Regions from separate parts of the Homo sapiens genome. Here region 2 is linked to region 1. Evidence: read pairs that join two places in POLR2A ChIA-PET (ENCODE). Cell type or tissue: GM12878. All regions are shown on one strand. Links, peaks and the distances in the headings refer to the core of each region. The heading gives the core; the rest is flanking DNA.

Region 1 (7,307 bases), core at 870-5,869:
CCTCTAAGTAGCTGGGATTACAGACATCTGTCACCATACCCAGCTAAATTTTTCTTGTATTTTTAGTAGAGACCGGGTTTCATCATGTTGGCCAGGCTGGTCTTGAACTCCTGACCTCAAGTGATCCACCCACCTCGGCCTCCCAAAGTGCTGGGATTACAGGCATGAGCCACCGCACCTGGCCTGAAGCTTTTCTTTTTATCTTATGAAAGACTTAATCGTACTGTGGCATTTTCTAATGTGGTTTGATATCAAATAGGGCCAGATGTTTTCTTCCATTCTGGTGGCTTATCTGGGAAGGAGTTCTTGATGTTTTCAGAGCAGAGTTCTGGGAACCCATGTTAAAAGGCCTTGGCCAGGCACAGTGGCTTATGCCTGTAATCCCAGCACTTTGGGAGGCCGAAGTGGACGGATCATCTGAGGGCAGGAGTTCAAGGTCAGCCTGGCCACCACGGTGAAACCCCGTCTTTACTAAAAATACAAAAACAAAAAAAAAATTAGCTGGGCATGGTGATGCATACCTGTTATCCCAGCTACTCGGGAGGCTGAGGCATGAGAATTGCTTGAACCCAGGAGGCAGAGGTTGCAGTGAGCTGAGATCACGCCATTGCACGTTAGCCCCCAGGCAAGTGTGACAAGAGTGAAACTGCATCTCCAAAAAAAAAAAAAAAAAGGTCTCACCATCTACTGTCGTTCCAAAGTACCTGCTGGGATGTAATAGCACAGTGCTGCTTCCTGAGATGAGAAGGACCAGATATTTGTGATGAATAAATTTTCAATGCGTATGGGGTATCCACTGGGAAGGGGAGAATTACCTAAAATCCTTGATTCTTCTTGGCCTCTCTCACTTCTTCCTATTAAGCTGAGGTCTCAAATTTGTCTACACCTCCATCTATTTCACCATCATGTCTGGTCTGACCCAGTCCCCTTGAACAATCTCTTTGCTCCTGCTTCCATTCTAGTGACACTGGTAAAAAGTGGCCACCTGGGCCAGGCGCGGTGGCTCACGCCTATAACCCCAGCACTTTGGGAGGCCGAGGTGGGTGGATCACCTGAGGTCAGGAGTTCGAGACCAGCCTGACCAACATGGTGAAACCCCATCTCTACTAAAAATACAAAAATTAGCCAGGCGTGGGATTACAGTGGGCGCCTGTAATCCCAGCTACTCGGGAGGCTGAGACAGCAGAATTGCTTGAACCCGGGAGGTGGAGGTCGCAGTGAGCCGAGAGTGTGCCACTGCACTGCAGTCTCGGTGACAGAGTGAGACTCTGTCTCAAAAGAAAAAATAAAAGTGGTCATCTGATCATATGCCATGTCCTTCCCTAAAACCCTCCGGTGGCTTCCCAAGACCAATGGACAGAATCCAAACTCCTCATCGGGAGGGCTCGGCCAGTTCTCATTCTCATTTCATTCCGGTGCCCCCTGGCCGTGGTGGTCGTTACCGCAGGAGCTTTTCCTGCAACTTGCTACATCCGCTTTCCTCTGTGCCTTTCAATTAGCTGTTCCCTCTTCCTATAATGCTTGTCCCTGCATTTGAGAATGATCCACTTTTTCCCCTCGTCATCTAGATGGCAGCTTAAAAGTCACCTCCTTGGCAAATCCTTCCCGTCTGAGTCAATCATCCGTGCACTCTCTGTCACATCATTTAGTTTTAACTCTTCGATTTGTCACTAGCTGATATTTTTGTCTTTTTTTTTTTTTTTTGAGACAAGGTCTTGGTCTGTCACCCAGGCTAGAGTGCAGTGGCACCCACATGGCTCACTGTGGTCTCAACCCCCTGGGCTCAAGAGATCCTCCTGCCACAGCCTCCTGAGTAGCTGGGACTATATAGGCACACACCACCACACCTGGCTAAAAAAAAATTCTGTAGTGTTGGGGGTCTTGCTATATTCCCCAGGCTCGTCTTGAACTCCTGGGTTTAAGTGATCCTCCCACCTTGGCTTCCCAAAGTGCTGAGATTACAGGGCCTGAGCCACTGTACCTAGCCTTTGTTGTCAATTTATTCACTCTCCCCAACCAGATGATAAGCTTTGTGAGTGTATCAGCTAGCTCTTGTTGCGTAACAAAACCACCTCAGTGCTTAGTGGCTTAAAACACTCCTTTAGGAGCTCTGATGATTTCATGTGTTGACTGAAGGTTTGTCTGGCCTGGGCCTGTTTAGCTACGGCTGATGGTTTAGGGGAGCCTCTTGTGTCTTTGATGGTCAGTGGGGGTCTCTCTCCATAAGTCTCTTACCCCAGCAGCCAGGAAGGGCAGACCTCAATGTTCAAGTGCTTTTCAAGCCTCAGCTTGTATCACGTTTGCAAATATTCCATTGGCCAAAGCAAGCCATATGGCCAAGCCCAGATTCAACAGGTGGGAACATAGACTCCACTTCTTGGTGGGAGAGGCTGCAAAGAACTCATGGTCATTTATAATTTCCCACTGGGAAAGCATATTATCTGCTTTGTTCACTCATGTATACCGGCAGCTGAGAACGGGGGTTGGCCAAGGGCCAGATAGTAAATATTTTCAGCTCTCAGGGCCATATGGTCTCTGTTGGAGCTACTTAACTCTGCCTTTGCAGCGTGAAAGCAGGGTTAGACGATGTACTAACCAATAAATGTGGCCATATTCCAATAGGATATTATTTGCAAAAACAGGTGGCCTACTGGATTTGGCTCCCAGCCCACTGTTTGCCAACTCCAGGCTTAGAGCATTGCCTGCCACATAATAAGAATAGAGGCAATAAAAGAAGTCAAACATTTGGTCAGTATTTTGTTTCTGCCTCAGCTGTTCTGCCACTACCTGGGTGTACTTGCAACACCGTTCTGACACCATCCTCCTCCAAAGTTAGCATCAGACGCCACAAGTTTAAGGCTCAGCCCTCCATGAGATTTCCCTTGCTTCAGACACTGGCAGCATCTTGGGGATCCCCCAGCCACCCACACTTCTGACTAACTGGCTCTAAATTGGGGGATTCCCACAAACTGTTTGGGTTTCATAATTTACTAGAAGGAACTCACAGAATGAAAATAAACCTGGCCAGGTGTGGTGGCTCATGCCTGTAATCCCAGCACTTTGGGAGGCCATGGTGGGAGGCTCACTTGAGCCCAGAGGTTCGAGACCAGCCTGGACAACATAGTGAGATCCCATCTCTACAAAAATTTAAAAACATTAGCCAGGTGAGGGGGTGCATGCCTGTAGTCCCAGGTACTTGAGGGGCTTAAGCAGGAGGATCGCTTGAGCCCAGGAGTTCGAGGCTGCAGTGAGCTAAGATTGTGCCAGTGCACCCCAGCCCGGGTGGCAGAGCAAGATCTTGTCTCAAATTTAAAAACCCTGCTATACAATTACAGTTTTATTATAAAGGATACACATACGGCAAGATCTGGGAGAGTTCTAGATGCAGAATTTCCATATTGCCTCCTCGTGGCAACAGCATGTATCACCCTCTTGACATACTGGTGTGTCCACCAGCTGGGAAGTACTACTGAGCTTCAGCGTCCAGAGTTTTTGTTTGTTTGTTTGTTTGTTTTGAGACGGAGTCTCACTCTGTCACCCAGGCTGGAGTGCAGTGGCTCAATCTCAGCTCACTGCAACCTCCACATCCCAGGTTCAAACAATTCTCCTGCCTCAGCCCCCCGAGTAGCTGGGACTACAGGCATGCACCATCACGCACGGCTAATTTTTGTATTTTTAGTAGAGACAGGGTTTCACCATGTTGGCCAGGCTGGTCTCAAACTCCTGACTTCGTGATTCACCTGCCTCAGCCTCCCAAAGTGCTAGGATTACAGGCGTGAGGCACTGCACCCGGCCCAGTATCCAGAGTTTTAATTGGAGTCTCATTCCTTAGGCGTGATTGATTGAAATCATTGACCATGTGATTCAACACTGCCATTTCCAGCCCCCTCATCTCCCTGGAGGTCCTAAAAGCCCCAACCCTCTGATCACAGGGTTGTTCTTTCTGGTGACCGCCCCCCACCCTCATGTTATCTAGGCACCCCCCCCCCCACAAGTCACCCCGACATTCCTAACACTCCTAACAAAAGCATTCCTGTGACTCAGAAAGTTCCAAGGGTTTTTGAAGCTCTGTGCCAAGAACCGGGATGAAGACCAGATACATACTTTATGATCCTACAGTCACAAAAATCACTCTGAAGAGTTGAATACCCAGGAGTGTGAGAACAACAGCAGCAGCAACAAGGATGCCACCAATAAAAAATGACCCTTGTAGCAACGGATAAAATTGCGTTCTGTGTGCGAAGTGCTTTTGTGGTATGCTTCATTGAGTTCCTCATCACAAGCTGTGGCGTTGGTGGTGTTATTTTCAGATGAAGAAATGGAGACTGTAACAGTTGGGAATCTTGTGGTTTCATGCACCAGAACCCCAACTCAAATTGGCTTAACTGGCCGGGCACGGTTGCTCACACCTGTAATCCCAGCACTTTGGGAGGCCGAGGCGGGTGGATCACCTGAGGTTGGGAGTTCGAGACCAGCCTGACCAAAATGGAGAAACCCTGTTTCTACTAAAAAAAAAAAAAAAAAAAAAAAATACAAAATTAGATGGGGCATGGTGGTGCATGCCTGTAATCCCAGCTACTCGGGAGGCTGAGGCAGGAGAATCACTTGAACCTGGGAGGCGGAGCTTGCAGTGAGCCGAGATCGTGCCATTGTACTCCAGCCTGGGCAACAAGAGTGAGACTCCATCTTAAAAAAAACAAAAACAAAAACAAAACAAAAAAACCATTGACTTAACCAAGATTAAAGGAGTTTGTTGGTACCCATAACCAAAAAGTTCAGGGAGTTGGTTCAGGTATAGCTGTATCAAGAAGCTTAAGCGATGTACCTGATCAGTCTCCTTCATCTTTATTTTCCTCTTTGTTGGTTTTGTTATCAGGCAGCTTCTCCCTCACCCTTCACCCCATGCTAGCAAGATGGCAAAACCCTTAGATACTCCAGAAGGAAGACAATTTCCCCTTCCAGCATGTTCTAGCAAAACCCTCACTGCACTGACTTAAGTTCTGTACCCACCACCTCTGAGCCCCCACAGGAATAGAAGGTGGTGCTCAGCTTGGCTTGGATCTTGTGCCCATCCTGGATCTAGAAGGGCTTTGGCAACCAAGAACTGATCTCAGAGACCCCGTGTTGGGGAGGACTGGTTCCCAAAGGACTCCTGGGGGCTGTGAGTTTGATGGCATCAGGCTGCAGGCTGGCAAAACCAAAGGCTGCCCAAGTCACTTGCCATTAAACATGGGGTCATGTTACAGCCGTAGTTGCATCACATCCCACACAGAACAGCAAATGTCCTGTCTCCTTGGAGTAGCAGGTTGAATTCTGCCACGTTGGGGTAACTGTCAGTTCTGCCACATCAGGCCCATCATCTCAAGGTAACGGCACATTCTTATTACCACATGCATTAGTCCATTTCTGCACTGCTATAAAGAATACATGGAACTGGGTAATTTATAAAGAAAAGAGGTTTAATTGGCTGACAGTTCTGCAGGCTGTACGGGAAGCATAGCAGCTTCTGCTTCTGGGGAGACCTCAGGAAACTTACAATCGTGGCGGAAAGCAAAGGGGAGGTAGGCACATCTTACATGACTGAAGGAAGAGAGAAAGGGGGAAGGTGCTACATAGTTTTGTTTGTTTGTTTTGAGACAGATTCTCACTCTGTCACCCAGGCTGGGCTGCAGTGGCACAATCTCGGCTCACTGCAGCCTCCACCTCCTGAGTTCAAGCAATTCTCATGCCTCAGCCTCCCCAGTAGCTGGGATTACAGGTGGGCACCACCACACCTGGTTAATTTTTGTATTTTTAGTAGAGACGGGGTTTCACCATGTTGGCCAGGCTGGTCTCGAACTCCTGGCCTGAAGTGATCCGCTCGCCTTGGCCTCCCAAAGTGCCGGAATTACAGGCATGAGCCACCATGCCCGGCTGGTGCTACATACTTTTAAACAACCAGATCTCGTGAGAACTCACTCACTATACACTGCCAAGGGGTATGGTGCCAGACCATTCATGAGAACTCCGCCCACCATGATCCAGTCATCTCCCACCAGGCCCCACCTCCCACATTGGGGATTACAATTTGACATGAGATTTGGGTGGGGACACAGATCCAAAACATATCGCCACGATAATGCTATGAGTCCCATTGCTGTCACGCACAGGGTAGATCATGGTCCTGCCTCCATGGGATATGGTGTGAATCCCATCACTGTGGGGTCCAGCAGGAGTCCTGTCCCATCACTTTGGGGTAAAATATGAGTCTTGTCACTTTGGGGTAAAAGCAAGAGGACCTGCAACCATAGGGTAATGGCATAATTCTCTCACTTAAGGCAGTGGTTCTTTTCTGGGGACAATCTGGCATCCTCCCTCCCCAGGGGACTTTTGGCAATGTTGGGAGACTTTTTTTTTTTTTGAGATGGAGTCTGACTGTGTCTCCCAGCTGGAGTGCAGTGGTGCTATCTCGGCTCACTGCAACCTCTGCCTCCCAGGTTCAAGCGATTCTCCTACCTCAGCCTCCTGAGTAGCTGAGATTATAGGCACGTGCCACCACACCCAGCTAATTTTTGTATTTTTAGTAGAGACAGGGTTTCACCATGTTGGCCAGGCTGGTCTTGAACTCCTGACCTCAGGTGATCTGCCCGCCTCGGACTCCCAAAGTGCTGGGATTACAGGCGTGAGCCACTTTGCCTGGCCTGGAGGACATTTTTAATTGCCACAACTTGTGGGAGGGATGCTACTGGCAGCTCGTGAGTGGAGCCTAGGGATGCCGCTCAATATCCTCCAATGCATAGGACGCCACCCCCACTACCACAGTGGAGAATTACTTGGCCCCAAATGTGAACAATGCTGAGGTCAGAAGACCTTGCCGTAGCATGATGGACTTATGCCATCACTTGAGACCCTGCATAGTGTGCTGTCTTCCCAGGCTGATCTTGAACTCCCAGGCTCAAGCAACCCTCCCTCCTTGGCCTCTCAAAGTGCAGGAATGACAGGCAGGAGCCACCACGCCCGGCTCCAGAATCTACATTTTTAACAATCAAGCGATATGTCCTATTGCAGATCGGCAGACTGTGTTTTCAGAAATATCATCTCAGGCAGAAAGGGCCGGGTGCAGTGGCTCACACCTGTAATCCCAGCACTTTGGGAGGCCGAGGCGGGTGGATCACTTGAGGTCAGGAGTTTGAGACCAGCCTGGCCAACATGGTAAAACCCCGTCTCTACTCAAAAATACAAAAATTAGCCAGGCACGGTGGCGGGCACCTATAATCCCAGCTACTGTGGAGGCTGAGGCAGGAGAATCTCTTGAACCCAGAAGGCAG
Region 2 (7,307 bases), core at 1,300-6,299, 82 kb before region 1:
CTACTTTTTTTTTTTTTTTTTTGAGATGGAGTTTCGCTTTTGTTGCCCAGGCTGGAGTGCAATGGCATGATCTTGGCTCACCGCAATTTCTGCCTCCTGGCTTCAAGCGATTCTCCTGCCTCAGCCTCCCGAGTAGCTAGGATTACAGGCATGCGCCACCACACCCAGCTAATTTTGTATTTTTAGTAGAGATGGGATTTCTCCATGTTGGCCAGGCTGGTCTCGAACTCCCGACCTCAGGTGATCTGCCCGCCTTGGCCTCCCAAAGTGCTGGGATTACAGGGGTGAGCCACCGTGCCTGGCCAACACCTAGCTAAGTTTTGTGTATGTTGTAGAGACAGGGTTTGGCCATGTTGGTCAGGCTGGTCTCAAATTTCTGAGCTCAAGCACCTCGGCTTCCCAAAGTGCTGGGATTACATGCATCGGCCACTGTGCCTGGCTGTGCCTGGCTGTGCCTGATGTTTTGAGTGAATTAAAAATTGCTTTGCTATTAAGAACCAGGCTTTTGTGTCCAGGAGGTCGAAGCTGCACTGAGCCCTGTTCATGCCACTGAGCTCCAGCCTGGGTGACAAACTGAGACTCTATCTCAAAAACAAAAGAAAACAAAAACAAAAATGAACACAAAACAAAACAATAAAAAGAACCGGGCTTGTTTTTCCAGTACTGGGGGTTTTGTTACCCGGAGAAGGTGCGACTAACACTTCCCGGGGTACCGGGTTCCTGGCATGTGGTATATATCTCAGCCATCCATTAGTAGCAGTATCCCCAGGGGGCCAAAAAATGATTGTTTTTTGAACTGTTGCCCCTGTCTTTGAGAGCAACTCAGCTTCAGCTTTCTTTCCCCTCTTCAATTTCTTGTATTGTGATAAAATACACATAGAATAAATTTTTCATCTTAACTTTTTTTTTTTTTGAGATGGAGTCTTGCTCTGCCACCTAGGCTGGGGGGCAGTGGTGTGATCTCAGCTCACTGCAACCTCCGCCTCCTGGATTCAAATGATTCTCCTGCCTCAGCCTTCCGAGTGACTGGGACTTATAGGCACCAGCCACCATGCCCGGCTAAGTTTTGTATTTTCAGGACAGAGGGGGCTTTGCCATGTTGGCCAGGATGGTCTCAAACCCCTGGCCTCGAGCAATACACCCACCTCAGCCTCGCAAAGTGCTGGGATTACAGGTGAGTGCCACCGCGCCTGGCCCCATCTTAACCATTTTAAGTCCACAGTTTTCAGTGGCATTAAGCACGTTCACGTGGTTTTGCAACCATCACCACCACCATCTCCCAAACTTTCTCATCCTCCCAAACTGAAACTCTGTCCCCATGAAACACTCACTCCACCATCTCCCTCTCCCAGCCCCCTGGCACCTACCATCCTATTTTCTGTCTCTATGAATGTGATGACTGTAGGGACCTCCTGTGAGTGGAATCAGACGGGATTTATCCTTTTGTGCCTGGCTTATTTCACTGAGCATGTTGTCCTCAAGGTTCATCCACGTGGTAGCCTGTGTCGGAAATTCTTTCCTTTTTAAGGCTGAATCATGTTCCATTGTATGGAGGGAGCACATTTTGCCTGTGTATTCATCCATCTACGGGCACTTGGTCGCTTTCACATTTCTGCCATTGTGAATCAGGGCCACTGCTGTTGACGCATCTAGCTTTTCAATGCCTGCATTAACCTTGTTGCTGAGGCTTTAGGAAACTTATTTATTTATTTATTTTTTGAGACGGAGTTTTGCTCTCGTCGCCCAGGCTGGATTGCAATGGTGCGATCTCAGCTCACTGCAACCTCTGCCTCCCGGGTTCAAGCGATTCTCCTGCCTCAGCCTCCCGCGTGGCTCGGATTACGGGCACCTGCCACCACGCCCAGTTAATGTTTTGGATTTTTAGTAGAGATGGGGTTTCACCATGTTGGCCAGGCTGGTCTTGAACTCCTGACCTCAGATAATCCACTGGCCTCGGCCTCCCAAAGTGCTGGGATTACAGGCGTGAGCTACCGCGCCCAGCCTTAGGAGGCTTATTTGATGTCTGATGGGATTTTTGAATACAGAATAGATTGAGCCTTCAGAGGATACTCCCCTGTCTTAGGTGACAGAAATGGGCTGGAGAAAACTATCCATCAACCCCTCTTTTCCCCCAGAGTCTTTTCAGATACTTCTGTGAACATCCGTAGTTGCTATTTTTGTCTTCCACACTTGGCAGCTTCTGGAAGCATCAGGGGAATGCATCAACATTTAGGATGAAGGTGCTGGTTTGTCCTTTGGACCTAGTTTAAGCAATTCCGAGCAACATCCACCCCTTCTTCTACCTGTCCCTTAAGCACTTTTTACAGGGAGACCAAAAAAAGGCTTTCAATGGTTAAGGGGGCCGGGTGTGGAGGCCCCACACCTGTAATCCCAGCACTTTGGGAGGCCGAGGTAGGTGGATCGCTTGAGGTCAGGAGTTCGAGACCAGCCTGGCTAACATAGCAAAACGCTGTCTCTACTAAAAATATGAAAATTAGCCAGGCGTGGTGGTGGGCGCCTGTAATCCCAGCTACTTAGGAGGCTGAGGCAGGAGAATCACTCGAACCCGAGAGGCAGAGGTTGCAGTGAGCTGAGATCGTGCCATTGCACCCCAGCCTGGCCGACAGAGTGAAACTCCATTTTTTAAAAAAAGAAAAAAAAATGGTTAGGGGAATTAAAAGAAAAACAAAAAAACATGGCATGTGCTAATGATCCATAGCCTGGACACCCTCTCTCCATTATCCTGCAATGGATTTGGGGCAAAGATACCAGGAGAGGTCCAATGCACGAAGCCTTACATGGGAAGAGTGGAGACGGGGTCTATGCAGTTCGTTTATTGACTGCCTACTAGGTGTCATGTTCTGGGGCGCTCAGGGCATAGGAAGGGAGCCAGCCTTTGCCTCCTCAGAGCGGCCAGTCTAGTGGCAAATGCAGATGTTCACGATCAAACCAAGTACACTCAGAAGAGGGGGAGAGTTAGAGGGAGATCTACATTAGTTCAGCCAGCTGGACGCGGTGGCTCATGCTTGTAATGCCAGCACTTTGGGAGGCCGAGGAGGGCAGACTGCTTGAGCTCAGGAGTTCGAGACCAGCCTGGGCAACATGGAGAAACCCCGTCTCGACAAAAAATACAAAAATTAGCCAGGCATGGTGGCAGGTGCCTGTAACCCCAGCTACTTGGAAGGCTGAGGTGGGAGGATCGCATGGGCCCCGGGGGCGGAGGTCGCAGTGAGCTGAGATCACACCACTGCACTCCAGCCTGGGCGACAGAGTGAGACTCGGTGAGACTCTGTCTTTAAAAAAAAAAAAAAGAAGTTCTTTGAGGCAAGCAGCACCGGCTTCCAGTCTCGTTTTACCATTGACTGGTCACAAGCTGGTTCAAGCCTCAGTTTCTCCATCTGAAAAATGGGGGTCATTATGGGACCTGCTTCTTAGGGTGGTGGTGTGGGGGTTGAATGAGATGGTGCAGGGGGAGGCACTTAACCTAGCCTCAGGTGCTCCGTGAGTGTCCTGGAAGCTTCCAGTAAGTAAGCACCATGGGCCCACCCTATCTGGGCAGACTAGCTTCCAGGTGAATATCTACCAGGGCTCAGCCTCATTTCTGACTTTGGTTTTGAGGCAGGCAGAGGAACATGTATCTTGCGACCTGCTGATGAGGGATGGGTGCCACACCTCCAGCCCCAGAGGGAAGACCACCCTGATTTTTGGGTGCCAACAGCATGGGATGCTCTGGAAATTCTCAGCTCTGGGCATTTTGAGGGGACCAGAAGCCACAGGGCTTGCCTGACCAGCTGCTTTAGCCAAACCCACTGGCATTTTCTTTCTGGGAGGTCACCCCAGCTGCTCACTGCCGGCCAGAGGGGTGGGTGAGGCCGGGACATGCTGGGTGCCAGGGGAAACCAACCCGAGATGCCACATATGGACGTCGGCACCAAAGCAGGAGGGGGAGGCTGAAAGCAGCAAATCCCTCCTCCCTGGGTCTGAGATTACAGCTCCGAGTCAAAGTCTCTCAAAGTGTGGTATTGTGCCTACCACATTAAATATCACGTATTTAAATGCACGAGTTTAAATGCATGCTCTTGGAGGGTTTGATTTTTGGCAGAATTTTTAGCTGCCTATGGAAACTCTCTGCTTCTTTTTCTTCTTCCATTTAAAAAGTTTGCCTTGATATTTTATTTTTTTACATTTTTATTTAGTTTTTAATATTTTTTTAAATTGAGATGGGAGTCTTGCTATGTGGCTCAGGTCGGTCTCAAACTCCTGGACTCTAAGGAATCCCCCCACCTCAGCCTCTCAAAGTGCTGAGATTTCACATGTGAGCCACCACGCTGGACTTGACTTGATTTTGTTTTCTTTTTCTTTTTTTTTTTTTTGAGACAGAGTCTCGCTCTGTTGTCCAGGCTGGAGTGCAGTGGCATGATCTGAGCTCACTGCAACCTCCGCCTCCTGGGTTCAAGCGATTCTTCTGCCTCAACCTCCTGAGTAGCTGGGATTACAGGCACGTGCCACCATGCCTGGCTAATGTTTGTATTTTTAGTAGAGATGGGGTTTCGCCATGTTGCCTAGGCTGGTCTTGAACTCCTGGCCTCAAGTGATCCGCCTGCCTTGGCCTACCAAAGTGCTGGGATTACAGGTGTGAACCACTACTCTGGGCTTGCCTTGGTATTTTAACAATCGGAATTGTCTTTGTGGCAAATGCTGATTTCATGCCAGCCGTGGTTCTGGGTGCTTTGATTAGGATATTGCATCCCATCTTCCCAACAATCTTATTTATTGTTGAGACCACTAAGGCTTCGAGAGGTTAAGCAACTTCTACTTCCAACACTGCCCCGCCCACCCCTTCCGCCGCGCACCCCACACACATGGGTAGTAAGTAGTGGAGATGGGATTTGAAGCTGGGGATTCTGGCTCAGAATCCAAGCTCTTTACCTTTGTGTCTTATAGATGTCATTGCGGGAAGTTGGTGAAATGCAGGAAACTGTAAAAAGAAAGGAAGGAAGGAGGGAAGGAAGGAAGGAGGGAAGAAAGAAAAGAAAAGGAAGGAAAAAAGGAAGGAGGGAAGAAATAAAAGGAAAGAAAGGAAGGAAGGAAGGAGGGAAGGCGGGAAGGAAAGAAGGAGGGAAGGAGAAAGGAAGGAAGAAAGAAAGGAAGGAAGGAGGGAAGGAAAGGAGGGAAGGAGAAATGAAAGAAGGAGTGAAGGAAGGAAGGAGGAAAGAAAAAAAGGAAGGAGGGAAGGAAGGAAGGAAGAAGGAAAGGAAGGAGGGAAGGAAGGAAGGAAAGAAGGAAAAGAAACTGGAGAGGAAATCTAGAATTTGCCCCTGCCAACATGTGTGTTGCCTCTTCTTATCAGCCTTCTCATTCTGTCTTGACTTAGGGCCTCTCCTATCAGACTAAGCTCTCCTGAAGGCAGGGACTTTGTTGTATCTCAAGCACCTGTCATAGTACCTGGCTCACAGTTGACAATGACATCCTTAACACTCATCAATAGCTAGTGTTTACTGAGCACTTACTATGTGCTAAGCAATGCCTTAGGGGATCCCATCACAGCCTATGAGGGTTTGTTATCCTCATTTTACAGAAGAGGGAACTGAGGCATGGCTAGGAATTATGAGACTTGCTCTAGGAGACCTAGCTGGGGAATGGTTTGACTTCAGACTTGTCTGACGTAAGGCCTTTGCCCAGTGATCAGCAAACTACGACCTGTGGGCCAAATCCAGTCCGCCAGCTGCTATTTTTGTATGACCTATGAGCTAAGAATTTTTTATTTTATTTTTATTTTTAGAGATGGGGTCTCACTCTGTCGCCTGGGCTGGAGTGCAGTGGGGTGATCATAGGCCACTGCCACCTCAGTCAGCCTCCTCAGTAGCTGGAACCACAGGCAGGCACCACCACGCCCAGCTAATTTCTTTTTATTTTTTTAGTAGAGATGGGGTCTTGCTATGTTGCCCAGGCTGGTCTCAAACAATTGGGTTCAAGCAATCCTCCTTTCTTGGCCTCCCAAAGTGCTGGGACTATAGGCGTGAGCCACTGTGCTTGCCTGGCTTAAGAATGCTTTTTCACATTTTTGGCCGGGCATGGTGGCTCATGCCTGTAATCCCAGCACCTTGGGAGGCCGAAGCGGGCAGATCACTCGAGGCCAGGAGTTCAAGACCACCCTGGCCAACATGGAGAAACCCCATCTCTACTAAAAAATGTACAAACATTAGCTGAGCGTGGTGGCGGGCACCTGTAATCCCAGCTACTCAGGAGGCTGAGGCAGGAGAATCACTTGAACCTGGGAGGCGGAAGTTGCAATGAGTGGAGATTGCGCCACTGCACTCCAGCCTGGGTGACAGGGTGAGACTCTGTCTATATATGAGCTGGACATTCAGCATTCAGGGATAGAGGCTGTTTCAGTGGGACTTGGGAGCACCACGGCCTGAGGCCATACAGCCCAGCTGCCCTTTGCTGGTACTTCCTTCCTTCCTTCCCTCTTTCCTTCCTTTCTTTCCTTTTCTTTCTTCCCTCCTTCCTTTCTTCCTTCCTTCCTTACTTTTTGAGACTCTGTCTCAAAAAAGAAAAAAAGAAAAAAAAATGTGGGGTAGAGCACTGTACTGAAAAAAATTCCACAGTAGTTGTAATTCATTTTTCACTCAGATGATTAGCATTTTTTTTTTTTTTTTTTGGAGCTCTCTGTTTGGGTGGAGGAGGGCAGTATATGTACAAGGCAAGGCCCCCACTCCACCCTCCTCCCTCCTCCCACCCCGCCTTTCCCCTTCGAGTGAGTCATCGAACCCGTGCTTCTAGACGTGTTTGGAGCAGAGCACCTGGAAATCATGATGTTCTCTAGATAACAGGGAATATTGATAAATTCCCTTGTGGCGATGTCACTGTCGTCCATACAGAAGACAGGAAAGTGTAACGCCTGCACACGGGGATCCAACAAAAAGAAAAAGATAAGGTGGGGGAGGCCGGGCACGGTGGCTCAGGCCTGTAATCCCAGCACTTTGGGAAGCCAAGGTGGGTGGATCAACTGAGGTCAGGAGTTCGAGACCACCCTGGGCCAACATAGTGAAACCCCGTCTCTACTAAAAATACAAAAATTAGCTGGGTATGGTGGTGGGCACCTGTAATCCCAGCTGCTTGGGAGACTGAGACAGGAGAATCGCTTGAACCCAGGAGGCGGAGGTTGCAGTGAGCCGAGATTGTGCCACTGCACTCCAGCCTGGGTGTCACAGCGAGACTCCATCTCAAAAAAAGAAAAAAAAAAAAAAAAAAAAAGGTAGGGTAGAGCATGTAACGTGAATGATGGCCCACTTGAATCTCTC

What was found. ChIA-PET counts read pairs that join two places held together with the same protein. Peaks named below come from ENCODE experiments on the same cell type or tissue, not always from the same donor. Only the 100,000 strongest peaks of a DNase experiment are listed, where the experiment ranks them.
Region 2: POLR2A ChIA-PET joins it to region 1 with 6 read pairs; 7 of 35 experiments call an interaction of 5 or more read pairs at or near these places.

The regions. Positions count from the first base shown.
Region 1 is chr19:7,174,927-7,182,233 of GRCh38, reverse strand. The region is part of intron 3 of INSR (insulin receptor); the gene reads left to right. Among named protein-coding and RNA genes, the nearest start is that of ZNF557, 110 kb to the right of the region's middle. RefSeq lists an enhancer at 2,940-3,039. In GM12878, for the core only: no CTCF peak of the experiment used is centred there; DNase peaks (open chromatin) are centred at 2,499 and 2,903; H3K27ac peaks cover 1,850 bases.
Region 2 is chr19:7,256,885-7,264,191 of GRCh38, reverse strand. The region is part of intron 2 of INSR (insulin receptor); the gene reads left to right. Among named protein-coding and RNA genes, the nearest start is that of INSR, 34 kb to the left of the region's middle. RefSeq lists an enhancer at 5,941-6,803. In GM12878, for the core only: no CTCF peak of the experiment used is centred there; no DNase peak of the experiment used is centred there.